Linked DNA regions of Homo sapiens: region 2 is linked to region 1. Evidence: chromatin loops called from intact Hi-C (ENCODE). Cell type or tissue: ascending aorta. All regions are shown on one strand. Each heading gives the region's core, and the rest is flanking DNA. Links, peaks and the distances in the headings are about the cores only. Region 1 overlaps NCK2 (NCK adaptor protein 2). Region 2 overlaps NCK2 (NCK adaptor protein 2).

The links. A loop is a pair of places that touch in the nucleus more often than their neighbours do. Peaks named below come from ENCODE experiments on the same cell type or tissue, not always from the same donor. Only the 100,000 strongest peaks of a DNase experiment are listed, where the experiment ranks them.
Region 2: it touches region 1 in a loop (2.0-fold over the local background); 11 of 110 quality-filtered maps call a loop at or near these places.

What each region holds. Positions count from the first base shown.
Region 1 is chr2:105,878,389-105,892,184 of GRCh38, reverse strand. It overlaps NCK2 (NCK adaptor protein 2), which reads right to left. Exons shown (of 5, transcript NM_003581.5): 4 at 10,136-10,857. Among named protein-coding and RNA genes, the nearest start is that of NCK2, 140 kb to the right of the region's middle. RefSeq lists enhancers at 9,718-10,496, 10,497-11,277. In ascending aorta, for the core only: no CTCF peak of the experiment used is centred there; no DNase peak of the experiment used is centred there; H3K27ac peaks cover 4,881 bases.
Region 2 is chr2:105,782,150-105,798,654 of GRCh38, reverse strand. The region is part of intron 1 of NCK2 (NCK adaptor protein 2); the gene reads right to left. Among named protein-coding and RNA genes, the nearest start is that of NCK2, 45 kb to the right of the region's middle. RefSeq lists enhancers at 8,162-8,211, 8,292-8,341, 8,582-8,631, 11,766-11,815, 11,398-11,969 and 1 more. In ascending aorta, for the core only: a CTCF peak has its summit at 10,740; a DNase peak (open chromatin) is centred at 8,284; H3K4me3 peaks cover 947 bases; H3K27ac peaks cover 4,615 bases.

The DNA.
Region 1 (13,796 bases), core at 616-8,615:
GAGACGCAGTTTTGCTTTTGTTGCCCAGGCTAGAGTGCAATGGTGTGATCTTGGCTCACTGCAACCTGCGCCTCCCAGGTTCAAGCAGATTCTCCTGCCTCAGCCTCCCGATGTGCCACCATGCCTGGCTAATTTTTCTAATTCTAAGCATTTAAAAATATGAACAGCAGTGGAAAATTCCGGTCGCATTTTAAACATAGTTCACAATATCCCAGAGGAAGCTGAACTATGGTTTGATTACAGATTTTATTGAAAAATATTTAAATTCTGTGATGTGCCTTCTATTTCAGAATATTTTAGAAACATGTCATTATTTTAATTAAAATGTGTCTTTTATTGGCCAGGTGCAGTAGCTCACGCCTGTAATCTCAGCACTTTGGGAGGCCAAGGCAGGTGGATCACCTGTGGTCAGGACTTTGAGACCAGCCTGGCCAACATGGTGAAACCTCATCTCTGCTAAAAAATACAAAATTAGCCAGGCATGGTGGTAGTGTGCCTGTAATCCCAGCTACTTGGGAGGCTGAGGCAGGAGAATCGCTTGAACCTGGGAGGTGGAAGTTGTAAGCTGAGATCACGCCACTGCACTCTGGTCTGGGCAACAAGAGCGAAAAATCTCAAAAAAAAAAAAAAAAAAAAAAAAAAAAAAAAAAAATTGGTCTTTTATCTCATTTGCTGAAAAGCATGCAGGAAAGAAGATACTGAACGATAAATGTTCTTTGTACAAAAATATCAAGTTTTGATCAATTCATTAAATGAATAACAATTAGTTACTAACACATGCCAGGCAGGCGGTGCCCTGGATACATGTGTGTGCATGCAGGACATATGCTCTGTGACAATCTGGTGTGGGGAACAGATAAATAGAGGTGTACAGATGGCTGCACAGGGCAGTAAGTTCTATGAAAAAAAAAAAGAAAACAAACAAAAAAAAGAGTTGCATGAAAGAGGAGCATGAGATACCGCAGCTCTAAGTGTGTGAGCGTGCGCAGATGTGAGAGGGAGTATGTGAGTATTGAGAGTGTGTGAGAGTATGCGTAGCGTGTGAGTTCATCTGTGTGAATGTATAAGTGCGTGTGGGGGCAGGAGAGCCCTCTGGACAATGTGGAGCTGAGCATGTGCTCTCCGAGGCAGGGCTGGTACCTCGGACATGCCTGGCCAGTGGCAGGACCACAGCCTAACATCCGAAATTCTTCCTGGAATTCCCAGACCAGTTTTCTGCTTTTCTCAAAGCCCAGAAACTTCCTGCTCTGAGGGTCCAGCAGCTCAGCCCTGCTCTGCGACCTCCCAGCAGGACCTCCAGACAGTTAACAAAGGACTAGGCCATTGTCTATTACAGAGTTCACAAAAGCCCAAATAAATGTTTGATGAGAAGTGTGCAACCCTTGCAAAACAAGGAATCACTCCATTTCTACCAATGACAACTCAGGGGAATGAGTGTCTGAGAAGACTCAAATTGTGCAAGGCAGCTGGGCTCACCCAGCAGCCATAGCTGTTAACAGAAAAGAATGAAAGGAACAATTGTAAGTATAGTTTGTATTTATGCATGCCTCTGTCTCAAATAGACCAAATAAGAACAAACCTTTGAGGCGAAAAGCCCCATCTCATCCCCATGTGAGGCCCAGGGCATACTCCTGGATGAAACTCCAGGAAGAAACCAGAAGGTTAATCTCAGATTAGGCCTCAGCCTATAGATGATTAATATTCTGTACTAGAAGTTGTATCTTTAGGAAAAGATGAAGGGCAGTCTCACTTATAGAGTTTACTATAAGCCAGGCTCAATTTAGAGATAATGTGGCATCATTTTTAGTGGAGGCAGTATGGGAGTGAATCATGGTAGATGTAAGATACACCCAATTTTAATTAAGCCAAATGATCAACAGATGACTTTCTACATAAGGGAAATTTGCTTTTAATTCAAGCTCCTTAATTTAACATCATGGTGTGTGTGTGCCTGTATGCATGCATGAGTTGCAGCAATAAAATTTTCGCAGCAGAAGAGGTAATTTTTAATTTCGTGGGCTCCTGAGCAGAAACCTTTAAAAGTTAAGGATGTAGAACCAATTTATGCCAAGCAGGAGTGCTAAAAGTTGGGGAGTGTTCTTTAATTTAAACTAAGTAGATTTTCTGTAGGAAATCTGAAAAAGAACAATCTGTATACTAACATACACCGTTACATATGACCACTGAACACCTCTAAGTGAAGTGTGAAGATGAACTAGTTAAGATGTTCTCCAAGTGTGCTCTCAAGACCAGCAGCATGAGCATCCTCTGAGAACTGGTTAGGAAGCATATTCTCAAGGGCCAGCCATGGAAGCTCACACCTGTAATCCCTGCCCTTTGGGATGCCATGGTGGCAGGATTACTTGAGGCCAGGACTTTGAGATCAGCCTGGGCAACATAGTGGGACCCTATCTCTACATAAAATTTAAAATAATTAGCCAGGTGTGGTGATGCATACCTGTGGTCCCAGCTACTTGGGAGGCCAGGGTGGGAGGATCACTTGAGCCCGGGAGGTCAAGGCAACAGTGAGGTATGACAGGGCCACTGCACTCCAGCCTAGATGACAGAGTGAGACCCTATCTCAAAATAATTAAAAAAAAAAAAAAAAAAAAAGAAATGCAAATTCTCAGGCTCTGCCTCAACCCTGCTGTAGCAGAAATTCTGGGGTGGAGCCCAGCCATCTGTGTTTTAACCTCCAGCACCGTGTGTTTTAATAAGCCCTTCAGGGGACTCTGATGCAGTTTGAGAACTGGAAGAAAGAAAATCTGGAACAAACATCGGCAGTGCTGGAGCCACCAACAAATGTTTGGTCACCAGAAAAAGATGGGAATGCCATTTATGGGCAAAGCAGCCCATGATGGAGGGAGCTCCAGTCTGTGGATACTTTTCCAATTCTGTCCTGAGGACTCTGGCTCTGCTCCAGACATCTCTCATAGGGAATTTCCCCTGAAGGGACAGCTGGGACACTGCTGTATGGTCTCCTCCTTTCAAAGTGAGCCACCAGTCCCTGCATCTGATGGAGATGGAGTTACTCCCGACCCAAAACAACTCTGCCTCCAGAGGGAGCCAGGGAATGATTCCCATGAAAGCAACTCCATCAGTCCTATTCTCATCTGTTGCAGTCCTTCCACGGTTGGCTTTCTAGAACAGATTTCAAGAAATTGGATGAAAAAGGACCATGCCACACTTGCTCCTCAACAAGTACTAGAGTACTGATAGTATGGTAGAGTACTCTACATTTAAGCTTGTCAAAGAATCTTAACACATTTTTGAAACATGCAGTCAGGATGCTGGCTGAGGCTGCAGTCATCTGAAGGCTAGACTGGGGATGCAGGCTCTACTTCCAAGGCAGTCTGCTCACATGAACCCCTAGGGGGCTCTGTAGGGCTGCCTGAATGTACTCTCAACATGACAGCTGGCTCACCCTAGATCAAGTGACCCAAGAGAGAGCAAAGAGGCAGCCACAATGCCCATCTCGGAAGCTGCCCTCCATCGCTTCTGCCACATCTTGGTCATTAGAAGTGAGTTGCTCAGTGCAGCCCATGCTGAAGGGAAGAGGGTCAGGCTCCACCTTCTGAAGCAAAGAGTACCAAAGAATTTATGGACATCTTTTTAAGCCATCATAGATGGACAGGACACTCATTACAATTTTCTATGATTGGACTAAAACCTAACTAGACTCAGTCCCCGGGTTTTGAAACATCTCCCCTTTGATTTCTCCTCTTTAATTGCCACCTTTGTGCTACCTCCCACTGTCCGCATTTCCTACACTTTCCATCTCCAAACACTGTACTTACTTGGTATATAGTAATTTCTCTGTGCTGACTACTGGGCAAATTCTTCAAATTTTCAAACATCAGACCACTTCTTCCTGTTATGTCCTTCTATGAGTACTCCTTATAAGGAATGATTTTTCCATTCTCATAGTTTTTGAATCAATGGTTCTGGAGAATGAACAATTAGTACAACCCATTCATTTGACCCTTCTTTTCAGAAGTCATTTTCCAAGTGGAATCTAAGGACAATTAATAGGTTGGCGGAAAACCAACCTCTCTCGGGGCCTCTATCATCATTATTTTTGTTTAGGCTTTAGATTCTGTGTTTGAATACAACTAAGTGCAAGAACCCTATTTAGCTCCACATCCCCACACCGGGCTCAGAGTATCTGGTGTTCAACAAACGTGCAGACTTAAAAATTTCTAATTTTGACTACCTCTTCCATTATTCATTCCTTTAGGTAATTCTTACACCTCATCTCTTTGCAATTTGTGCTCGCGATAAGTGGGTACTTTTAGAAAAGAACAGTAGAGAGCACACTCTTTGATCCCATCTCTATGGCTTTGCCAGCTTGATCCATTGCCTCAAATACTTGCTGAAAAGCACCTTTGCAGTTTTATAAAACAGATGTCCTGATCAGATACGCCTCTCCCTCTCTCAAGATTTAATCATTGTTTTCTCATAGAAGGAAAAAAATGAATGCCGAGGACAGACTTTAATATCCTTTATTTCCTCCTCCATTCCTGAAAGCTTATGTATTAATGCGATTTTCTTCTAAGCACAATAGTCATGAGGAAACGGGAGGGAGGGGCCTTGCTCCAGGTACTTTTGGTTCTTTAAACCTTAAAACTTCTCCTTATCTTTCACTTTGGACTTTATGAAATGATGAGGGTAGAAATGCCCTTTGTGTGATTCACCAGGCCTTCCACACAGACCCTGGACTGATCTCCAGCCACGCTGAAGTCTCCAAGCATCAATAATCTACACATCTCCTTCTACCCCCAGAGAGAGGTCACCCTGTTGGTTTCTTATCACAAGTTGTATCATTCTTTTCTTTTGGTAAAGACATGTTTTTCCCCTTTTACTTCTTTACAGAAGGCACTCTTCTGTCCACAGAAGTGGTTCATTTACCTCCCAAAAGTGAGAACAAATGGGTTAGAGGCAAATCGTGATCCACTGATTAATAGTTTCTCTGTTTTTATCTCAGAAAAACTGCCTTTCAGTTTTACCATTCTATTTGGTCACCTGCCCTAGTTGTCTAAGGTAGCCTTCTTTTAATAAAAATTACTCCTGCCTATACTTATGCTGCTAGCTGTCAGTTGACCCTATGTTCTTTGTTTTTACATCAGATTATCTCTTCCTTGCCCCAAGTGTGAAGAGTCTCACCAGCTTTTCCTATTCTCCTATCAATGTTCACTCTATAAAATATTTACTCCACAGGCCTGAAGCCAATCCACACTGACATGTTCAAATATTCATCTCATTAACTTTGGAAGTAATCTTATTTACATAAATGAAAAGTCAATCATCAACTACAGAGCAGCTGTCCAAGTCCCATCTACCTAATCTAGGCAAACGGAGCGTTCCCTGTCCACTTTCCAGTTAGTATGCATGTGTGTGGTTAGCCCTCCCTATCCCCAAATGTATTTCCTAAAGTCACATGTAATACCTCACCATATAGACCTGTAGAATATTGTCCTTGTTATTCTTTGTCTTTCCATAGTGTCATACCTGATGTGACTGAGTGATACATTTAAGTCAGAATTTTACCATATTACACAACAGTATGCAAAAGGGCTTGAATCAAGTGCATACTCCACAACGTAGTGGTTCTCAAATTGGCGCATCAGAATTATTCAGGAGTTCATAGGTTCTCAGGATTTGGAACAAAAAAAGGACTCAGAGGGCTTCTTCAAACCAAGGTTGCAGAGCCCTACCCCAGAGATTCGAAGTCAGCAAGCTGGGGCAATCTGCATTCTAGCAAGTTTGCTGGTGATGCTGGATGTTGTCTGTTTTAAAGGTCAGCATTGAAGAGCCAGCCAGAGTGAGAAGGCAGAGTCTTCAAGGGCTCTGGCCCATTTGAGAATCAGAATCAGGTGATGAGCACTAAACTTCCAGATAACAGCCTGTACTGCATGATCTTGCAGGCCTTTCCATCTTCAAGAGTTAAATATGCTTAAAATTAGAACTATTACAAAAATCCAGGCTTAAAACTTCCATTTGGTACTGGGCAAAAAGCCTGGCAATTAAAAATAACTTGTTATCTTTGAAACTGGAAAGATGCCTACAGGCACTGCTCACAGCAACCTAAGGTTAAGTCATCTTAACATTAACTCATTTATGAAGAAACACCATGGATCACGGAGCCTAACCATGAAACCCTGGAAGCAGCTTTCACATTGCTCTGACAATCTACCTCCTCCTAATTCATCAGCAGAAACACAGCAAATACAGCACGTTTATTTTCAAACTCTAAACAGTAAAAAACAAACAAACAAAAACACAAAAAAGCCCCCCAAAAAACTCAACAGAAATATACTTCAAGAGATAAATCCCACTCAACAAAAGCTTCAGTTCTAAATGAAGTTCAGCTTTATGACAATATTTTTATAATTCATGGAAATGTAGTATTATGCAGAAATGGTTTTAATAACAGCTGCAAGAATATATAAAACCACTAAGAATGCATCATAGGGATCAAGGGTTTTCAAAGTGTGGTCCCAAAAGCAGCAGCATCACCACCAAGAAACGTGCTATTAATAGAAATGCAAATTCTTGGGCCCCAGACCTCCTGAATCAGTACCATTTCAGGTAGGACCCAGCAATTTGTTTTAACAAGCTTCAAGGCAATTCTGATACACACTACATACAGTTAGAGAATCATTATTTAGAGAAATGGAATGATGAAATTGCCTGAAAATAGAGTTTTGGGTAAAAGTTATAATTTCTTTAAGAAATATTATAACTTTAAAAATACAGAAAGGAGCTATTCTATTTTATTTCCCAGCCAAATACTTTTCATATATTTTAAAAAAGAGAAATGAAACAAATATGTGCATTAAATTATCCTTAGCGAGACAGTTTTTCTCTACTGGAAAAAAAAGTACTGTATGACAAAAAATATTAGTATCTAATACTATTGCAGGACATAATAAATACATGATATCTTCGGGAACTAAAATCTTACAGAGGAAAATGGCCTCCCGCACTTGCAGGCCAGCTCTGCACCTTTTCCAACCATATCCTAGTTGTGATCTGTCATTTTCTGAACAAGCTTTACAAGGATGGGAGATGCAGCAATTAAGAAAATAAAATATTGACAACTTGTACAGTTTACCAGAAACCCAGTAAAGGGTTACTGTTCATTTTAAGTACAGCTTTCTAGCCACATCCATAGAATCAATGTGGACAAAATGTAATATAAAAGGATTTATAATGGACACACACAGGGTGAGTAGGATTTCTGAGTTTTCTGGATTTAAGCAGGTATGGCTCACAGGTGAAGGTATGATAACGAAATATGGAGAATAAGCAACAACAATGCATCACCTTTAGCTGCTAAGGATAAATGACAATTGTAGATGAGAGAGGAGAGCGAGGGAGGAGGAAGAAATGGAAGGACAAGCAGTAGGTACTGAAGTTCAGGACAGGAAAGAGGGTCCAAGAGGTTCGTTCGTTTGTTGGTTCACTGATTCATCTAACATATCCAACAGATACTTCTGAAATACCCAGCACTTACTGATAGTGGATAGTGTAGCATGTGGCAATGTTTGTCTTCCCTGAAATACGCACCCCTCAATATCGTCAAGCAAGGGTCTAGCTCATTTACACTGCAATCACTCAGGATATTTTATTGAAGATCCATTCCAAAAAAAACAGCTGTGCTTATCCAGAAGCCAGGCCTCATGTGATAACCTCAATTAAAGGCCCAGGCCCAAAGACTGCAAGAAAAAAAGGAAATTAAATAAAGATGCCTGACTGAGTCCTGCAGGGAGGCTGAACCCCTCAGAAACCTTTCCATCCTGGCATGCTGCGAAGGAATTATGTCAGATCATGAACCTAAGGGCTCTTGGTGGCCTAGTGGTGGCTGCGAAAGCCAGCTCTAACCTGAGAAATGCCAAAATGAGCAGGAAAACACATGGGGACGGGGGGAGGCAGTGGATGGTGGGAAAAAAACAAGCAAAGGACTTGTCCACTTGTCCACCAGGACAGGTCCCTGGTAGTCACAGATGACAGCTGAGAACGCCTTGGTTATGAACAGGAAATACAGCAAACCTGGCATGGTTCTGCTGTCAGGAGAAAAGAAGCCACACACACACCTCAGGGCTCTTGCAGAATCCCCATGGAACAAGGCATGCACACTAACAGCTGAAAATGGCCCGTGTCACGGCAAGATCCATCAGGACAAGCTGCCCTGCACAGCATCAGGCCACGTGGAACCTCAGACAAAGACGGTGCTGCTATGTGTGCAGAGCCGATGCAAGTCCCAGTAAAGCTCTTTCCGCCCTATATTCCTAGAATCATATATGTTGTTCCTTGACTTTCTAAGTTAGGAGAGAATGCAAAAAACCCTGAAAGGCCCCCATTAAAAAACTGTTAAAAGGAAATACAAACAATTCGTGCTTTAGTTCTTTAGAAAAAGTTAGCTCATTCTCTAACAATATAAGACAACTGAGACAGTGGGGTGCAGAGTTCTGAGATGAAACCCAGACAATGCATGCATCCCTCCTTATCCAAAGGGACTTGGTCCCTGAATTCAGACAGCAATGACCACCTGTGCATGTTCCACAGAAAAGCCATAGGTCCTCCCTAAGGCCAGCAACCCCGGAGAACACCTTTTTCATCTACCCTCTAAAGTCTTTCCTCTTTTCCCCAAATCTTAGGCAGAAAGAATAATGACTGGGACCAATGTCTCCACACTGCAGGACTTCCTTCTGAGAAGTCTCCTCAAACTCAAAAAATTTTAAGCCAAGATCATATTTTGTGCATTATACTTAGCCCTTAAGGACTCTGGACCAAGCACTTAATATTGTAATTGGTTTTCCAGCGCTTTCTCTAAGTTTCTGCTCGATTGAGTTAAAAGCGCTGCTGTCCTTAATTTGCTTAAGGCTTCAAACACGATCTAAAAGAAGTGGTGCACAGAGCTCTCGTCATGTGAGAACAATTCAATGTGATGTCTTGCCAGGAATGATAAACTCTGGTGACTTGATAAATCTCAGAGTTCAGATTTCAGATGAAGTTAGCTTTCAGCCTGGCATTCCCGTCCAAGCACATGTAAGGCTCCGCAAAATTGATGACACCATAAAGGAGTCCAGTTTCCACCACCACGATGCTCCGTCCTCAAAGAGAGCACATCCCAGTCGCCTCTCTCTGGAGGGCTTTGAATGCCTCTCTGATCAGTCAACAGGACCCTTGAATGAGCACTTATTCATTGTGCCAGTAATCTTTTCAGAGGACAGCAGTGGCAGCAGGTAGTACATACTTACTAGTCTTATAGCGTGCATTTAAAAATGAAATTGAAGCCTCCTAGAACCAATACAATTCAAATACATTAAACTCTATCTCCTAAATGCTTGTTTTGGAAGTCTCTCGATTGTAGAAGGTGTATTCGGAAAGACGTTTGCAAAACTGGTCGAGTATTTCCTTCACACACGAAAAGCCTGCCTTCTGGGATGCAGGCTTGACCCCATGCCTGAAACTCACCGCCCCCAGCCTGCCCACCGCTGAACTGGGTCTGCTGCCCCAGTCGAGTGGCCTCATATCTCCGACTCACTGCACACAAACAAAACTCATCTCTCCCAAGAACCCCTGTTTTCTTTTCAATTTATCTCGTAAGTGCTTTAAAAGCTTTTGAGAGATGAACTCAGTGGCGCTGCCTGCCGTGGCAATGACCTTGGGATTATATGGTTTACAAAGAGAAAGCAAGCAAACAACAAAAGGAGGTGTCAGAAACCAGCCACCAGTCTTGCAAAGAATGCTTTCTCTGGGACACAGACCGAATAGAAACAAAGTAAATCACTCGGGCCTTCTACGTACACAGAATGGGCAACCAGGAGAGAAAATGATGTTTGAGCCTGTGAAATACAAGAGGGGGAATCTTGGGAGAGAAGCAGAACCACCTCTGTGAGCTAAAAACATCTTTTTAGTTAATCTCCCACCTCCAGAAATGGACACCCACTATCCCCAAAACAGATGCAAGTAAATCACGGAGTAGCAAACATTATACTAAATTGCATTCATCTGCGTCTCCCGCTCTTTCTAGTGTACTCACACAATGTGAAAAGGGCGCGGCACACAGACCCACCGCGCAAGGCGCATTTACTGCCTGCAGCCGGAGCTGTGGGCGCAGCGCACTTACCGAGGACTCGCTGTCCCTAATGAGGAAGTCGCCCTCCACGCCCCGCTCGTTGAGGGCGCACTCGGCCTGGTGCCGCGTCACGTTCCCGTAGTACCACTCTCTGCCCGCGAAGCGCCCGCTGGACGAGGGCCCGGTGTAGCTTATCTGTGGGGCGTGCGCAGGGTGCAGGGCAGGCCCGTCACTGAGGACCACCACGTAGTTTTTGGGGACGAGGCCCACCTGGCCCCGGGCATTTTTGCATTTCCACCACTCGGGGTCGTTCTCCGGCTTCTCAATCACCTCCATGGTCTCCCCCTTCTCGAAGTTGAGCTCCTCCTCGGTGACTGAGCTGAAGGGGTACAGCGTCTGGACCACATGCAGCACGCGGGAGCCCTGGCCATTGCTCAGCGAGGCGCCCTTGCGCAGGCTCAGGAAGCTTGGGGACTCCGCAGCCGCCTCGTCCACCTCCTCCAAGACGTAGTTGGAGGGGAACCAGCCGATCTGCCCGTTGTAGCTGCCCCGCCACCAACCGTCGCTGCACTTCTCCATGACGGTGACGCGCGACCCCTTCACCAGGGACAACTCATCCTCCCGCTCGGCCACATAGGCGAACTTGACGAAGGCCGGGATGTTGAGGTCGTAGATGCGGTCGGCGCCGCTGCCATTGGCGGGGTACTCGGCGTCCGTGCTGGGCGTGGGGGACGCATCCCGCGCGCTGGTCTTCCTGCGCGTCTTGCCGAGGCCTGTGGAGACACAGCAAGGCTCAGTGGCGCAGGGCACTTGGGCACCACCACACTCCCTAGCCTACCGGGATTTCCACGCAGTTTCTCTGGCGGTTAAATACAAGGGGACGACACATGGACAGTGCTTACAAACTGTAATTACCATGAGAAAAATACGGTTGCTGGCAGCTGCCTCCTGTAGTTGCGAAGTTACTTAAAGTTGAGAATTAAATTGATCTATTTTATCCATAAAAACATGTCACAGGGCCAGCACAGTGGCTCACGCCTGGAATCCCAGCCTTTGAGAGGCCCAGGCGGGAAGATTGCTTGAGGCCAGGAGTCTGAGACCAGCCTAAGCAACATAGCGAGACCGTGTCTGCAAAAAAAAAAAAAAAAAAAAAAAAAAAAAAAATTAGCCACCTGTGGTGCACATCTGTGGCCCCAGCTACTGGAGAGGCTGAGGTGGGAGGATGGCTTGAGCCAGAGTTGAGACTGCAGTGAGCCATGATCGCTCCACTGCACTCCAGCCTGTGCAACAGAGTGAGGCCCTGTCTCTAAAACCAAAAAATGCGGGAATACCAGTGACACAAAAGATAACAAGAGTAGGTGGTTTCCTTCTGAAATAACCATTTTTAGAGCATCCCTGCGCCTCTCAGAAAAATAAAGTATAAATGCAGAGAAAATATCTTTTTCATTCCTAGAATGGGTGGGAAGTCAGACTAAATGAATTCAAAGACCCGTTAGAACTCTAAGACCATCCAGTCTTAGGGAACGCAGCCTGTATAACCTGCCCTGCCCCCAGCTGCCTTGCCGCTGCCTCCTCCACTCCTGGGACACTCACTGCCCCCACCCTCACCCCTGGGCAGCATAACAGCCCTACTGGGCAAAACCCATCATCTTCACCTTTCTTCTCTTCTTACAATCCTTCTCTTCTTTCAAAACAGCAGACTAATTTCCCACAACAGATTGTGATGAGTGCATTAGGAAAACTTAGCTGATACCTTCAATCGAAGGCAAATTTTTTCATACTGTGATTCAAAGCCCACTAGTGGATCATAAAAAATCACTTTAATGGGCTGCAACCAGCCTATAGGTATGTGTTGAATTTAAGGGAATAAAGTAGAAAATTTCAGTGCATCAAACACAATTACAGTAAGTACTGTTTCTTCAGTCACAGATACGAGTATCGAATCAGATTGAGAAACATTTCTTCCTGTGCATGAGGAAAAATGCTAGAAAAGCCCTAAGGTAAAAATGTTTTAACTGTGTTAAAATGCACGGAATTCCGGAACATTCTAGGAGAGGAAAGCATGTCAGCCCCAGAGCTGGGGACACACCCCACACAAGCAGACTGGCCCTTCCTCAGCTGTCCTGAGAGATGAGTGCTCCCACCACAGCTCTGCTTCGACCTCTACCTTAATCAGTGTGGAGGTTTAGTCATTTGTAGACTCCTCAAAATGACTTCCTCCAAGCACTTCCATGGGTAGCTTGTACCCCTTTCTCCTTTTCTTCCTTAAACTAGAGTAAAGGGCGATCAGTCCTAAGAATTACTTGTGCTTCTATGGCCTTGCTGAGTGGGCAGGAGGTGAAGAGGGTAAAAAGGCTGATTGTCCTCAATGGTGGAGAGCTGGGCTGCTGCCCCCCTCCCACTGCCACTACCCTGGGACATGTGCCCACGCGGCGCCAGGAGGCATGTGAGGCCACGTACGTTTCAGAGCAAATACACTGATTCATTTATGCTAATGGCCTCTGCCGTTTCTCTTTGTACCACATTTTATGCATGTGCATGGGAAACACAAGAGTAAGCCAGAATATTAGAACAGGTGAAACGCTTAGATTTCTACTTTGTGTTAACTTATATAAAAACACAAACCTCTAAATCTGAGAACTCATCCTTTCATAGGATTTCAAATGCAGGATGGTTCAACTACACAATGAAAGCACCATGATACCGCCACAGCTCCACAATCCAGAAGGCAGGCCATCCATGAAAGCAAACTTTTTTGTCCAGAAGGCAGTGGTGCCCGAAGCTCAACCAGGAAGGCCTCACGGCCTTATCAAAACAGCTAGCAAGCCGGGGCGTGAGGGCTACGCTGAGGCCAACTTTTATTGGCAACAATGATGTCAAGAAATAACATTGAACAATAAACTTTTAATAGACCTTTGCAAACATGTGAATTACAAAAGCTACTTGAGAAAAAACGCCTGTGGAAGAGCAGGTTTCGGAATATTCATCAGGCCATGAAGATAAAGGTGAAAAGATCAGCAAAAAAGACATTTGATAGTGGCCATCACAATACGTTATAAAGACACTTTATAACTGATAGACGAATATTCTACTTTAGTGACTTCTTTCAAAAACAAAATACAGTAATCTAATTAATACAGCCACTGAGTTCCTGAGACATACCAGGCAGCAAACTAGACTTTGGTGAGGGGTGAAATGAGCAGACAGGCATGCTTTCTGCCTGCATAGAGCTTATACTTCTCCATCAAGACTGGAACATTGCACATAGCAAGCATGCAGCGGAAATTTTACCTGTTTTGCTTGAATGTGATCTAAATAGTCTTTGGCGCAACTCAGAGGGTCAGTGCAGACTGACAGAGAGCTGCATGCTCTTAGTCAAATTACTTAATAAATGTCTCTCTGTGTACTGGTTTTCTTACCCCCCAAATGTGAACATACTAGTCTGCTCAGGGAACCATGATAAGTACCATAGACTGGGTGGCTTAAACAACAGACATTTATTTCCTCACAATTCTGGAGGCTGGAAGTCCAAATCAAGGTGTGGGCAGGGTTGGTTCCTTGCAAGGCCTCTCTCCTGGACCTGCAGATGCTGTCTTCTTCCTGTGTGTCTTCACATGGTCTTCCCTCTGAGTGTGTCTGTGTTCCAATCTCCTTTTCTTTGTGTTCCAATCTCCTTTTCTTATAAGAACACCAGTTAGACTGGATGAGGGCC
Region 2 (16,505 bases), core at 3,760-11,759, 97 kb after region 1:
GGTTCACCACAGGCTTCCCCCATCAAAGTAATGCATACATTTTGTCTTTACTCCAAGCTTACATGTATCTTTGGGGAACTTCACTATTCATATCTGATTATATGAATCAGATATGGAAGATGAAAACAATTTTAACCCTTATTTCTTCTCTCTAAACCAGACCCCAAACTGGTTCACTGTTTAAAGTGTACAATTCAGTGCTTTTTCTCATTGTTAAAAGCTAGACTTGTGGACAGATCTCTTCATTTTATAAAAAGAAAAAAGGAGAACACTGAAAGAAGAAAAAAAAATGACTCAGCTAACCCAGTTTCAAGAATATTCTGGATGTACAAACAAGAGGCCACAGTGAGGCTATCCGGGCTCCCAGGATAGGAGGGAGGCTTCCCTTGAAGTATGGTTTTGGCTAACTTATTTCTTACCTACACGTTACTCTTTCAAATACATTTTTTCAACAAAATCATCATATCAGAAGAAAACAAACATTACAACAAGCGAACATTAGCTCCTACTCCTTTCATAGAATATTAAATCCTAAAGATACTTATGTTCAAAAACACATCTTCTGGAAGTAGGGGATGATTTAATATTGAGTCTAAAATAGATGGATCAAAACCATAAATTAATAAAAATGTGGTTATAATTTTCTTCTCCTAGGAAATGAACCAAATTAGATCACTATAGCTAGTCAGCCCACAGTCAAACCTGACTTGGGACGATTAAACACTTAAAGATCTGCTGTTAGTGCCGGTAGCTTAAAAAAAGTTGCGAAGCCATAAATTAACAAGCAGAGTCCACACCAAATTGCTGAAAGGGTTTTTTTTCTGTGCCAAATTTACAAACTGGTTTTCTAGAAGCATCTTGTTTCTACAGGAGGACAAAAGCTGACAGGAGGCCACAACATCAGGTGTTTTGTTTTAACTGATCATGGTTACGAAAGACTTTGCATCAGCTCACTAAGCCTAAACAGGGAGGCTCCACACAGTCGCTGCAAATCCAGCCACTTCCTGCCTCACTGTTACCATACTCATCTCCAAAAGGCCACACAGGGACTCCAACCAGACCAGGCTCCACGCTCCATTCCAGCCATCCTGACCCTAAGACGCTGTCAAGAGAGCAGCCTCCCTCACATGGGTGCAGAGAATTTAAGAACCTCCCTTCTGCTAGCCCGCACAGCCTGGCAGCCTGCTGCTTGGCCATACTGGTTTTTTCCCCCTTAGAAAGACCTGGATACCATTTCTGCCCTTGCATTGCACAATATGGAACCGCATGGCTGGCAGTCTCTTCCGGTCCTAGAACTGTGAGTTCAACACACACCACCCAGAAATAGCACAAATTGGTTATTTCCTGTGCAGAAAAGAAAAATCAGCCAAGGCTTCAGAATCCCATTTTAAAGGTTCCCCTTAAAACACTAGTATAGGAGCTGAAATAGGGGTGTCCTTTCTAAGATCCTGAATTTGGCCAGACAGAAAGGATTAGAAATCAATGTCAACTTTTTTCTTGTGGGTGGGGGAGATGCTGAAAGAAAAGATGGTGGTACAAACTGTGAGTCAAAGGCCTAAAAAGGATAATAAATTTTTATGTCTTAGAGACATAAAGTTAAAATAAAAAAGGGACTGTGATGACTAAATCCATTTCTGCAAGACTATGCTTGTAACCATCATCACAGCAAACACTCACCCCAGCTAGGGGTACTGAACCAACCACAGATAAGTGCTGACACTTACAAGTAACATGCTTAATAAAATTTATTTTATCAAGACAACTCCTGAGAGGGCAGACTAACCTGTGAACTGTCACCACTAATGTCTATAAGTGTTCTAATTATATATATTTCCTTTCCATGGAATCAAATGTATACTGCATTTACCTGCGTCAAAGAGAAATGCTTAGTTATTTTTCCAATTCATTTAATTTATCTGATAGAGGTATGAGAAAGTACAAGGGAAAAAAAAGAAAGGGAATAAACATGATGCCGAGAGCTTCTGGAATAACACTAAACTACGGGATACTCTTCCTTGCCAAATGCAAAAGGAAGAAAAGCACCATCTCCAGCCTTCCAGCTCCCAGGCTCAGTCCAGACGCTGCCGATCTGAACACCTGCGTTCTGTGCCACACACTCATGTCCCCAGGCCCTCTCTGCAACCGGTGCCAATAATACCCCATGTGCTCCCTGCTCCAATGCCCCCATTCATCCATATTTACATACATGACCCTTAAAACAGCAAAACATTGAATTGTTCACTCCTCTTTTTAGTGGAAATTGAATATTTCTTAAGATCCTAAAGTGAGGCAACAGGAAGTACAGAGATAAGATAAACTGACACTAACCTCCAGCACTCTCCTGTGTGCCATCAATGACAAAACAGCCTTGCAAGAGCAGCAAAGCCACCACTCTGCCCACCAGCCATATATACTTACACACGCCTGCAAATGATTGTCTTTCAACCCTGAAGCCACAGTGCCCAGAGGGCGGCCAATACAGAGACTATCAACCTCAGTCACTTTCAACCCTGAAGTTGGTATTCCATGTGCATGCACCTAATAAAATTCTGTCTTCTTGGGACCTGTATCATAAAGCAGAATTAGCTTTCCAAAAAAAGTTTGACTGCACATATGATTTATACCAGAGCAAACTACAATAGAGCTTTCAAATGCTAAACTGTTTTGCTCTTTTTACAAGACTGGTAATAAAGAATATATCGTTGATGTGTTTCATTTTAAATGATTCATGTTTTCCTAAAGTCCTAGATGTAAATACCTAGTTTTACTGAAAAAGACTGGGGGGAGGGTGCGTGGAAGATGAGAGGAAGCGGCGAAGGAAGGAAGTTAGGGAGGAGGGAGAGGTCTAGAGGGAGGAATAATGACTCAAATACCTGGTTGAACATGAGCAGTGTTTCTCACCAGGGGCATACAGACGTTTCGGTAATTCTTTGTCGTGGAGCTGTCCCCTGCGTTGTAGGATGTTTAACAACAATCCACACCCTGCCTAAATTGGTGACAATCAACAACGCCTGCAGACACTGCCTGCTGAATATCCCTTGGGGAATGAAATCACCCTGGCTGAGAACCACTGACGGAGCATACATGTAAACTAAATAGACCAAGTTTGTTAAAGCAAAAATAAGACAGGAATATCCATGTATTTTCTAACTCTTTTGGAATATGACTCAAATATTTATGCAGCAGTTTTTATAATTACCCGTTTCAAAATAACTAAATAAACAGGCCCATTCAGTTTAACTCAATATCATGATTAAGTTACAATATACCATATAATTAGAAAACCACCTTTGACCTCTTGCTTGGGAAAAGTGTATAGAGTATGCTATTGCTTATTTGAGGAAAAAAAAAATTAAAAATATATCACTGTATACACATATGTGTTTGCTCACATTAAAAAGCAATAATTATTATTATACATTTGTCCAAACCCATGGAATGCACAACGCAAAGAGTGAACCCAAATATAAACCCTGGACTTTGGGTGATTGGTTTTTGTCAGTGCAGTTTCACCCACAGAAACAAATGCAGCACCCTGTCGGGGATGTTGCTAGTTCATGTGGGGGAACTGGATATATGAGAAAACTCTGTACCTTCTGCTCAGTTTTGCTGTGAAACTAAAACTGCTCTAAAAAATAAAACTTTTTTTAAAAAGCAAGAAATAAAAAGGGGAAAGAAAAAAACATCTTTAAAAAATGGTGATGGAAAAGAGTAGGGAAAAAAGAAGATAGAGAGAGTAGTCATACAAAATAATCATTCTCTGGACATAACCATCTTTGGCTGCGGAACCATGCGAACAGTTTAGATAATAAACTATTCGGGAGGCTGAGGCAGGAGAATCGCTTGAACCCAGGAGATGGAGGTTGCAGTGAGCCAAGACTGCACCACTGCACTCCAGCCTGGGTGACAGAGCAAGACTCCGTCTCAAAAATAAATAAATAAATAAATAAATAAATAAAATAATAAACTATTAACTTTTTTAAAGTCCAAAAATTAAAAGCAGAATGAAACAAACTAAACTATAAATTGAGTTGGTGGCTTAAGTACAGAGAGGAATTATCCTGAAAGACTTTGAAATACAATAATTGGACTGTATTTCCCCTGTGAGATAAACCCTAAGGACAAAAACATTTTCTGTTGTTTTCAGTACTTATATGGTTTGCAATTATATTGGTGGGGTTATTTTAAACATTTATATATATTGTATATAAATAAAACACACAAGCAAGCAAATAAGTCATTACGTAAACGATCCTAGGGACAAAGATTTTCAGCATAAAGGAAATATAAAATCAAAGGATTCAGCCAGGCATGGTGGCGCATGCCTGTAATCCTAGCACTTTGGGAGGCTGAGGCGGGCGGATCACTTGCGGTCAGGAGTTTGAGACCAGTCTGGCCAACATGGTGAAATTTTAGAAAATTCTTCTAAAAACACAAAAATTAGCCAGCGTGGTGGCAGGCGCCTGTAATCCCAGCTACTTGGGAGGCTGAAGCAGGAGAATCACTAGAACCTGGCAGGTGGAGGTTGCAGTGAGCCAAAATGGCGCCACTGCACTCCAGCCTGGGCGACAGAGCAAGATTCCGTCTCCAAAAAAAAAAAAAAAAAAAATCGAAAGATACAATATTTTAGAATCCTAATTTTGAGTTATAAGTATCAATGTGAATTTATAATAGATTATGTTTAAAAACAAACCACACCAAAGAAAAAAAGCTTTTATCCACTGAAAAGGCTCAGACACAATGACCAAACCAGAAGCAACCCATAAACAGTAGTGGTCCCCACAGTTCTTTGAAGGCACGCAGACCCCAGCTGGGGTAGGCACTGTCTAAAGGAGCCTGAAACCCCCACAGCTCCCTGCTTTCCGGTGTGATTATTAAGGACTACAGGCACGTGGCAAGAGAACACGAAGGCCACCTAAGGCAGCTTTCGCTGGCCAAGGCTGGGGCAGCCTGAGCAGCAATGAGGGTGTCAACTGCAGTGGGTAAAAATACACACAAAGTATCTTAAATCAGAGTTCCACAATTGCTACTCAAAACAAAGAAATAAACAAATTCATTGCTCACTTTGGTGGATACTGGGGAACCAGAACTATTTACTCTGAAAACTGCCAAATAAACTTGTTAGCCAGTGCAATGCCTACATGACCTAGGTGAATTTCTACCCTGCCTTAACTCTACTTGTCTCAGAAACAGGATGCCCGAGGTCAGAAGTTCCCTGCCTGACCAGACCAGCTGAAACCAGTGGGATCCAAGATGGCAGCTCACCTGACCTCTGAAGAACCTTTAACTTCATTATCATCTAATTTCCATACTAAATGACACTCCCACTAGGACCATGACAGTTGACAATCACCATGACAATGACAAGAAACCATAAGGGGACAAAAAAACAGGCAGCACTCTGGTTTCCAGAAGTTCTCCACCCATTCCCAGAAAATACATGAATATTCCTCTCCTGGCTTTTAATGCCCAATCCCTTCATTAAAGATGTCCTACATCTGTGGCTTCCCACCTCTCATGGACTGAGAAGCCAATTTGCGAGCCACACTGCCACTTCTCAATTCCACGGCCATTATATAAAGCCTGCACTGCTTGATGCTCACCTTCAGTTTCATGGGTTGGCTTCATGACACAGGACAGGAAAGAATCCCACCATTAGGGAAAAGCTGACTCGGTTGGTGAGAAAGGGAAAGACTCCCATCTAAACTGCACGTCGGGGTAATAGCTGACAAGTACTCTCCTCACCTGGCTAGCAAGTGCAGAAGGAGTGACTGAATCAGAAAATCATCACTTTGCAACCCCTGTGCATTACAGGTGGAGGCCACGGCCATCCAGGTTGCTCACATGGGCCTCGGCCTGATAGATGCACACACACCACCTAAGGGGCAGCCTTGCCAGAAAATCGCACCAGACTGGCTCTGGTTCTGATGTGCAGTTTCTAGGAAGTTCAGGGTCCTAGTCAGCACATTGCAGACTGTGGGAAGCCCAAATGACAAAAGACCGGGTTTTGCCAACAAATCAACTGGCATGGGGAAGGTGGAAAAAAAAAAACAAACGAGTTTGGACAAATCAATAGATCATTCAGCTGCATGTGTGGACCTTACGTGGATTCTGACTTTAACAACCAGTTGTAAATAACATTTTGAGACAGGTGGGAAAATTTGAACACTGACTGCATACTTGTTAAGTAGTTATTGTTATTGAAATTCCGTAATATTTACAGGACAGGAATTGATGTCTGGAATTCACTTCAGAAATAATCTGTTAGAGTCTATAGGGGCTTAGATAAAGGATTGGCCATTAATTGATAACTGCTGAAGCTGGGCAATTTATTCTGATTCTACCTTAGGACTACACTGAATATGATGATCTTGATAACTAAGAAATCACATCTTACAAAGAATGTCAAGATCATCATAAAATGTGATAGCTGAAAGGGCCATCAGAAACCCCCAAGCAGCAAACCATCTTCTACATATGAAGGTGCGCAAAGCACCTCCCTGCCTAGGGCATGGAGCGGGTCAGTGGTGAGGCTGAGCAGGAGGGGTCTCCAAAATCTCATCCATCTCTCCGGTCACCAAGGCAGGACTGGGGAAGCGTTCCCACGGCTCTGTGCAGAGCCCACAACACAATCAACAGCTTGCTTTTCAGAATCAACCGCTAACCCATTAAGGCTCTTCTTTTTGTTTCTGATTATGCTTAAAAAACACACACTCAAAACATCGAAAAAACATTTTTGGTAGCTTGACCTCTGCTCCTCCCAAAAAGAAAAATCAGTTCACTCGATAAAATCTTGGTAAGTTATTCGGGTGTTAAATATACAACAGATATGAAAATATTGAGTGGCCTATCAAAACACAACCACCACGAGCAGCTGCGTCATTTTTACATGGATCAAATTATAGACAAAACTCACAAGCTCTACGAAGAATGTATACCACTGATTTGCCTGAATTGTCAAGTAGAAAAACGAAACCCTGTATCAAGCACTTCAAGAGGTCACTATGATCAGATCTATTATGGAGTCAGTTCGAAATGCTCTTTGCTCTAGAGAAGTTTAAATGAACACAAGAGTGCTCTAAAAACATACAATAAACTACACTGTAATACACGGAACAAATAAGGACATCCCAAAGACAGTGAGCGAAGAGTAATCTGCAGCAGCACTCTGGCCGGTAAGCACGGCAACGGGGCGAGGGTGCACTCCCTACATTGTTGTTAGGCACTTTACACCGTATATCCTCCCATCGTGAAAGCCACCGAGCCTTCCACCACACCTGGTCACTCTTCTTCTGGAGTGAAGAGAAAAACGTGAAGGCACAGAGGTTACGTGGGAGAGGTAAAAAATGACCAGTTTCTTATCAGTGTGGCTGTAATTTACATCACTGCCTCAGGTTTCTCTAGATGAATCAACATTCTCTTAAGAATTACTAGAATTTAAATCCTGGAAGGAAGGATTAGAGATCTTCCGCTGTCACCTCTTCATTTAACAAATGAGAAAATGAGGGTGCAGAGTGGCTGAGCCCAGGGCCGCAGGGGCTTCCAAGTGGCTCCCACATACAGTACCTACCCTCTCAGCTGTGTTGCTCATGGGCATTTCCAGAGCCCCAAAGTTTCCTGAGTGGGAGCGGACAACCTCTAAGCAGTGCCTTCCAACTCTTGCAGGTTCTAACACGAGGAGCACTCCCCTAGCAGTGTGCATCTGTGATATAAAGGGGAGGGGTTGGACTCTGGCTGGCTCCTCACCAAGCCCTGCAGATGAGGACTCTCCTCCCTTGCCTCGGGCTGACCTGCCACACCCTTCCTTCTTCGGGCACAGCTCAAAGGCCGTTCCCTCCACCCAAGTCTTGCCTATGTGCATCAGCTGGCAGCGAGAGACCCACCTGGACAGCAGCCTTAAAGAAACAGGTACAGTCTCCTGAAGACAAGCTCCACCCATGTACACTTCTCCCCTAGGGGTGCCCAGAACAGAGGAAGGAGGCACTAAGGGCCTGGCCTGATGCCTTCACCTAAGATGAGGACAGGTGCGGGGGATGCAGTAAGATGTCACATCAAGTGATGACACTCCAGGCAGCAACACCTGGCACACTTCTCAAAGGGCCTAGGAAACCAGGGCTCCAGAGGTGGCTCCTCTCAGTGGGTGAGGTAACAAGAAATGGGGCAGGCGGGGGTGGCCGGGCTCCCAGGCTGCCTGCAGAGGGGTCTCCTCACAGGCACAGACTCTCCTGCTGCCCAGGCATAGAGTGCTACCCATCCTAGAAGTCAGGCTACTTGCCAGCCTATGGCATTGAGAAGCCCAGGGCTCAGCAACTGTTCCCACTCTGAGTCAGCAGGGCAAGATCTGCTAAAAATAGATGGTGGGCAATGACGAGAGCTGCAGGAAGCCAAGAAACGAGTCTGTCATTTTAATCCAATCAACAGATCCTAATGACATGCACACTATTTCTAACGGTTTACTTTTATGTCTAAATGTTCAGGTCTATTTGTGGGCTTTGATGAAGAAGAAACGGCTGCCCGTATTTTTAGCTCACAAATCAACTTTTAATTCTTCTCGTTCTACAAATAGGAAGTAACATTCCACAAAGTAGAAGCAATAAAAATTAAGATGTTTTGAAGACAAGCCAATTCTGCTCCCTTGCACTCAATACATGAACACGCTAGTGTTGGACTCTGATTACCCTGCCCCCTCCAGGCAGTGATGGCAAAACACAACATCCATTCGTGAACATTTAGTTGGCGACCACTCATATCCAACCTGTTCGTTATCTGATGGTGAGGTGTGCCCTGGCCAGCACCAGCATCACCTGGGGACTTTTTAAAAATGCAAATTACTGGGGCCCACCCCAGACCACTGAGGCAGAAACTGGGGGTGTGTGGGGCAGCAGTCTGTGTCAGAAAAAGCCCTCCCGTTAACCGGGAGCAAGCCTAAGTTGGGGTTTGAGAATCACAAGCCGGGGAGCAAGGTCCTCACCAGCAGATGATGATGGACAATAAGTGCTTTACAGCTGGTTCCGAAGGCAGGTTTTATTGCTCCTATAAGGATTTTATGTAGCAAGAGGATCATTTTCATCAGAAAGACTCAGGGAAACATCTCTTCAACTAGAAAGAACTCTCTTATGTGTAACAAAAGAAGGCTAATGTTTTTCTCATTGAAAAAAGGTTGTGAGGCCAGGCAAGGTGGCTCATGCCTGTAAGCCCAGCACCTTGGGAGGCCGAGGCGGGTGGATCACTTGAGGCCAGGAGTTGGGAGACCAGCCTGGCCAACATGGCGAAACCCCATCTCTACTAAAAATACAAAAATTAGCTGGGCATGGTGGTGCACACTTGTAATCCCAGCTACTCAGGAGGCTGAGGCAGGAGAATTGCTTGAACCTGGGAGGCAGAGTTTGCAGTAAGCCAAGATCGCGCCACTACACTCCAGCCTGGTCAATAGGGTAAGACTCTGTCTCCAAAAAAAGAAAAAGAAAAAAATGGTGTGAAGTGCCACATCTAACTGCAAACCTGGCCTCTCACACCCGCTATGGGAGCCGAGGGTCCCAGGCCCTCAGCTGAGGAAGGTGGGTGGGGCTCACTTGGGCGCTGGAACCCTCTGAGCACAAGTGAGGCTGCGGGCATCGGGAGGAGGGGGAGATTGGCAGAGAAGCGTGCATTAAATCGTTCACAGTCATACCATGTTTTAAATAACAATTGTCTATATCAGTTTAGAATTCTAAAAAGTTGAATGCAACCAGAATACATTTTTAGAAACCCAAACGAGCAGATAAGAGATCCGCTGCCCTGACTAGTCACCCTCTGTCAAAACACAACAGAATTAACACAGATAGCTTTTGTTTAAAGTACAGAGTATTGGATTACAGTGGCTTGTTTGTAACTGATTTAAGCTATATAAGAATGAAGAAAACGAATGAAGGAGAACAAACAAAAAAAATTATGCATTCTATGGATAAAGCATATTGAAAGAAAACAAAAAAATAGAAAACTCTAGGAGAAGGCACTTAGAGATGAGGAAGTTCTGCACTGGCCAACAGAAGTGTCTTATTTAACCTACATATAAGTAATATACAGTATAATAATTGTATTAATATAGTACAACTATAGATATGTTAAATATCAAAAATATATATTGCTTGTATTACTTGTTCAAGAGGAGATGGAGATAACAGTAGTTTCAGAATCCCTATTAATGAGAAAAGTTCATTTGGATAGAGTATGACTATAAATATACAAACCAGAGGAAAAAGGAAACCTAAGCATGGAAAAAAGACTGAAACATCATCATCTAAATGGCGTTGATAGAAATGGAGAAAAGAATTTCCCTCTCCTTTTAACCTACTTTTAAGCAATGGCTTTAACTCCATGAAAATGCATTTTATGGGTGTAGAAGTTTCAAGGGCACAAAAATCCTTTAAGCAAAAGACAGCACTAGTACCTAGGTTTTCTAACTTTTGTCTCCAATTCACATAGCTGATGAAAAAACTTATCTAGAATTGGCCTCCTTCCTCCCCAACTCTCACTTCTAATCCCCTACACTTTACGGAAGTGAAAGGAAAGTCAAATTGAGAAGCTTTTTCAAAGCTAGCACCCTCACTTTTGCATCCAAAATGGATCCAAGCAGATCCAACCTTGGAAGGAGACACATCCCAACTCTGATTTGTCCTTGGCTGGTGGCACGTGGAGCCCAGGAGGGCAGGAAGCCCAGGTCTACTCACTTCTGCCAATGGGCCAGGGATCTACAAGTCGGGGGCGGTGGGGGGCGGTATACGCATGTGTTTCTAACAGAATGAGATCATCTTATAACATGGATGTAGCCCAAAATTAAAGCAAAACAAGTTATGGCCGTAATTTTCCCATCTACCCATTCCCTCACTGTCATCAAGAAAAGATGGGCCTTGTTTCCAGCAAGAAGGAACCTGGCTAGTGGAGATGCTCCTATGGGGAAGGTGCAGTGGTCACCAGTGCACCCTGACACCCCATGGGGTGGAGTCTCCACCGCAGGGAGAGACTGAGGTAGCTTCACTGCCTGAGTCAGCTCAGGCAGCCCTAACAAAAGACCACAGGCTGGGGGCTTCAACAGCAGGTATTCATTTCTCGCAGCTCTGGAGGCTGCAAGTCCAGGATCCAAGTGCCAGCAGAGTCTGATGGGGGCCACTTTCTGGCTTGCCGATGGCTGCCTTCTCGCTATGTCCTCAGGTGGCAGAGAGAGCTCTCTGCTGTCTCTTTTCAGAAGGGCAGGAATCCCATTATGGGGGCCCTACTCTCAACCCTATTTCCTCAGAGGGCTCATCTCCAAATATAGTCACACTGGGGGTTAGAACTTCACCACCTGAATTTCTGGGGGACATAAAATTTCAGTCCATTGCACTTGCAGGTGGAAGACTCAGCCCAAGCCTACAGATATGACCATGTCAGAGCTGAGACTGGGTCCTGCCCCTTCCACGGCGCTGAGCTGAGCTTCCTTCAGTGTGAGGACAACCAACCCAGAAAAGAGAAATCCAGCTGAGTGCTCAGGGCTGAGGGTCAAAGGTGAGGGCAGTGGGAGTAACAGCAGCTGCCCAGTGCCACCACGCCTGCAGCGGGCAGAGCAAGACAGCAGAGGAGTCGCAGCAAAGGGCAGAAGAGAGGAAAGCAGGGCACATGCTCACCCCATTGAGAGCCACCAAGGCCAGGGAGCACCTGTGCGGCACCACGCCAGCTGAAGTTTCGCAGGTCCCCTGCTTCGAGTCTGGACGGTGCTGTTATCACCATGCTTTAGAAAGGAGGGTGCCTGAGCAGCAGAGGTAAGGGAGTCAGCCTAAGGCTAGGGTGGGAGCAGGGCTGGTAGAAGGCACTGGCCCAAGAGAGGCAGAGGGGAACAAACCCAGGAGGAAGCAATGCGTGGGGGAGGCAGAAGGGAGGAGAGAGTAGAAGCTGGACCTGAAGGAGGCAGAGAAATAAGAGACAGCGATGGAGACAGGAAGCCCTGCCCGGGGACCCAGGAGAGTCAGGCCAGGCCACAGCCACCACAGGGACACAGTGCTTATCAGGCCTCACCCTGAGCCAGCTATGTGGAGTTTAATTTCACTCTCATAACCGCGCGAGGCCGGCATTACCTCCTTTTCCTAAAGGTGTGGATGAGTCTGAGCTAAAGGAACCGACTCAGCATCTCATGCTTAGAGAGGAGCAGACACAAGATCCCAGCAGCGGCCAGGGCCACCTCCAAGGCTGGCAGCCAGGTCTCCAAAGGCAGAGACCTTTCCAGACAGGCCCAAGACAACACTCCCAGCCTTCCCGAACTCCCATCCTGTCCCCAGCCTGCCCACTGGCCGTTCCCAGGGCTAATGGAACAAGTCCGTGCTCAGAGCCAGGCCTGGCACATAGCACATGCTCAGCTAATGATCACTACGGTTATTACATAGATTCAAAATAATCATTTGTTATCAGAGTCATTTGTACACATAATTTTTTCATCCCTGGTGCTGGGATTGTTTGTAATTTATTGTTCAGTCCACAACGCTAATCATGCTGCCCTAGACACAACAGATGATCAATAAAAGGCTGGCTGGATGAATGGATTAATTAACTGATAGAGAGATGTGCAGTGGAAGGGACGTGAGAATAAGGCAAATAAGGCAGAAGGTAAATGAGAAAATTGACAGATGGGCAAAGAGTGGACACACACACGTTTACGAAAACACAAAAAACAGGCAAAAGGTATTAAGTCCAGGGAACCAGTCGCCCAAGTTAAATAATTTGGGCCTCCCTGGACCATCATCTAGACCAAAAGTATTGCACTGCTACTAGATATCGTATTTATTTTCTTCAGCACATCAAATGAGAACAGCTAAATAAATAGACTCAGCACTTACTAGGAGTCCTGCGCCCAACCTCCTGCTGACCCTCAGAATGACATTTTGGGTGTGATCAGGTTCTCCCAAGCTTCGGCTTATAAAGCACAAAGGCAAACTTAACCTCGGCAGGGCTGCCCCAGACTCCCTGGCTGGGCATACCTGCAAACACCTGAGCGGATGTTGAGGTGGCTCAGAGCCAATCCTGTGGCTTCCACTCTATTGGTGCTATTGGAGATTGGGCCTTTCCCTTTACTGTTCACAGCGGGAAACCTGTCAGTGGGACCAGGTTACAAGGAGGACTGGGCAGGCTGCATTAGATTTTGTATTGGCGGTCTTTTGGTCGTGTCACTTTGGACTCTATCTTTCTGAATAGCAGGAATTACACTCACATGTCTCCCTGTAGGACAACACAACAATTTTTTCCTGTGTCCACAGACATCTCAGGAAGCTTCCCACTAGCCTCCTTGGCCAGGACGGGGGAACCGTCCTCTGGTTCTTTTTACACTTGGACACACACAGCATGGCCACCTCGGCTCCCAGTGACACCGTAAAGAACCAACTGCCGCTCACGCCTGTAATCCCAACACTTTGGGAGGCCGAGATGGGCGGATCATGAGGTCAGGAGATGGAGACCATCCTGGCTAACACAGTGAAATCCTGTCTCTACTAAAAATACAAAAAATTAGCCAGGTGTGGTGGCCGGCGCCTGTAGTCCCATGTGCTCAGGAGGCTGAGGCAGGAGAATGGCGTGAACCCAGGAGGTGGAGCTTGCAGTGAGCTGAGATCGCGCCACTGCACTCCAGCCTGGGCGACAGAGCGAGACTCCGTCTCAAAACAAACAAAAACAAAAACAAAACAAAAACGAAAAAACACACAAAAAAACACATAAAAAACAACTACCTGCTTCAGAAAGCATTTCAAACTGGGAGGCTGCCTAAGTGCATGCACGTGTTCCTAACTTTACTCGTGTATCCTATTCTGTCAGTATCTGAGGACACACTCTTTGTGCATATTCTAAGAATGTTGAAATGGGAAGTGTGGGAAACACGGGCCTGGAACAGTGGCTGCTGAGGAACGGATGGACCTCAACAGACACACTGCTCCTCCAGGGGCAAGTTTGATGGTGTTATAGTTTTCACTAGACTAAATGAGAATCTTTTATGGCAAGCATTTGTAACTGCCTGCCTAACCACAGACATGCTCAATTTAAATGTGATTATTATAGAAATGATAAAAATGCATTTATGCTCACCTACATTGTAAAGACCTGAATACATCTCTACATTGTACCCTCCACAAGCGAGGCTCCACATAGTGGAAACACAAATGTATCTTGAATTTAACATGCCCCTTCACCTCAATATAACCAGCATCAATACTTACTAGCCTGAAAGGCTGTTTTAAACAGCTTGACATGTAAGCAAATTAAACTCTCCCCTCCCGATTCACCCCAAGCCCATATGACCACCACAAGGAGTCCGATCAGCAGGTGGGAAAACTGCTCCCCAGAAATGCCACTGGGGTGAGAAAAGGGATGGCAACTTCCTATTAGAAATAACAGCCGGGCGTGGTGTCTCATGCCTGTAGTCCCAGCATTTTGGGAGGCTGAGGCGGGCGGATTACTTGAGCCCAAGAGGTAGAGGCTGCAGTGAACAGAGATGACGCCACTGCACGCCAGCCTGGGTGACAGAGGGAGAGCCTCTCTCAAAAAAGAAAAGCTCCCAGTGACGCTTTCCTGAATGAAAATGAATTTCATCACTGCCAATGCCACGCATGGTGTTGAGGCCAACCAGGTGCCACAGAAGGGACCTGCCGTCCAGCTGAAGCAGGTCCTGCTGCTTACTCAGTGACCTGCAAAGGCAATGGCACTCTGTCTTCTGCAGAGAAAGGGTGTTTCATTTTCTCGTGCAAATTCCAAATATATCCACATTTCAGATTGCTACAAGGCAGTACTATAAAGGGAGAAGCGAAACAACTCCCACTTTCTGGGAAGAAATGCCCTTGTTTCCAGCTGCAAAACCCTCTCTGTGGGGAAGCACACTGAAGTCGCTCAGGAACAGGCCACCCCTCTTGGAAAGAGTGGAGGTCATCATTTTTCACCTATTAGCGAAAAAAAAACATAATCTGAATACATTTATGTAGGGCTATTACCCAGAATATTTACAGGGTTTCTTCGTGCTAAGGTATTTCATGATGCTCAGAGGAACAAGGTGGAAAAAACACACCATTATTCTCCGCGAACGGCTGCCTTCCTAGTAACTGCACCCACGGTGGCAAATACTGCACATTAACCTGTGCCTTGGTGGTGTACGAAGCTTCCCACAAGCAGGTGAAGATGAAGAGCTAAGTCTGGCTCAGACAGGCAACGCTGCATCGAGCTGTTTTTACTCTAAATAAAAACCATGTTCCACGCGGGCCTTCACGGTGCTACCCCAGAACACGGGCACAATTTAATGCCTCACTCCGAGGAAGGAAGCTCAGGGAAGTCTCCTCTAGTGACTCTTAGAGGCTCCCCAAAGGAGGAGGGCGATGGGGGCCCACCCAAGCTCTAGCGAGGCTACAAACAGCACGCAGAACATTCCACTGCCATTACTTTCCATCTTCAAAAGATTACATATCATCTTAAAGAAAATTCAAGGTTAAATTGGCTTCCTCAGCTGCTGCGGCAGAAAGCAAAGCAGTGCTGCAGAGAAAGTTAAACCACCTCCCAGGGCTCTGGCCTTCTGCAACTCTTATTCTAAGGCAGCTTCCCCATCTATCTTGTTCCACGGTTATATCCCAGGTACCCAAAAAGGCTCTGGCCTTAAGGCTTACCTGTTGCAAATGATAGTCGACCAACTCAGCTGCAAATGGGGCTTGTTATGACACCGGAAATAAAGGTGAGGCTGCCACCCTCTTCGCCAAGCCGGTGAGCACAAGTGTCTGGAGTAACTGCCCCCTACGCCTCTCCAGTTGGGAGCGTTGGGGACAGTAAGTGAGTACTAGTCACTGGAAGCCAGCTCTGAGAGGCAGGTGCTGTGGCTGCCAGAGCTGAGCACAAGCCTAACAGCCTTTGCAACCTCCTCTTCTCCCCGACATCCACTTCGCCTCTACAGGCAGCTGCAGCCCATTTTGCCAAATGATTTCAACGGGCCGGATCCCCCACTCTCAGAAACGATCAGGTTCTATCATTTGACGTTGCATGAGGAGAGCTAAATTAGCCATGAAAACAAAACTGCTCTAACAAAATAAAAAGTACTAAAACCACATACTACCTATGCATGGAGTTCAAGAGTGAGAGGATGAAAACATAAGACACTTCACATAGCCAGCATTCCTCAAGTGAGATTTTGTGTAGAATTTAAAGTAACTTTAATACTTAAGAAAAGAGCGTTCATTATATAGACTGTTTCTTCTCAAGTCCTCAAATGGCCATCAACCCAACTCTGACACCTGCTGTGGAGAGAGTGGAACTAGTTTTAGGGAGATTTTTGGTGGCAGAGAGAGAAGGCAGATCACTAATCCCCATGGGCTGGTGGAAGCCATCAGCAGGATGTGCCTGATAATCCATCCATCTACACCAGAAGGAAGGGCCACCCTGAGTCCCTGGGCCCGGCCACCCCGCCTGCCTACAGCCAGACCAGGAGGGTTGTCCCCTTACTCCTATAAAGAGAGGGGAAAGAGATGATCGGTGATAGG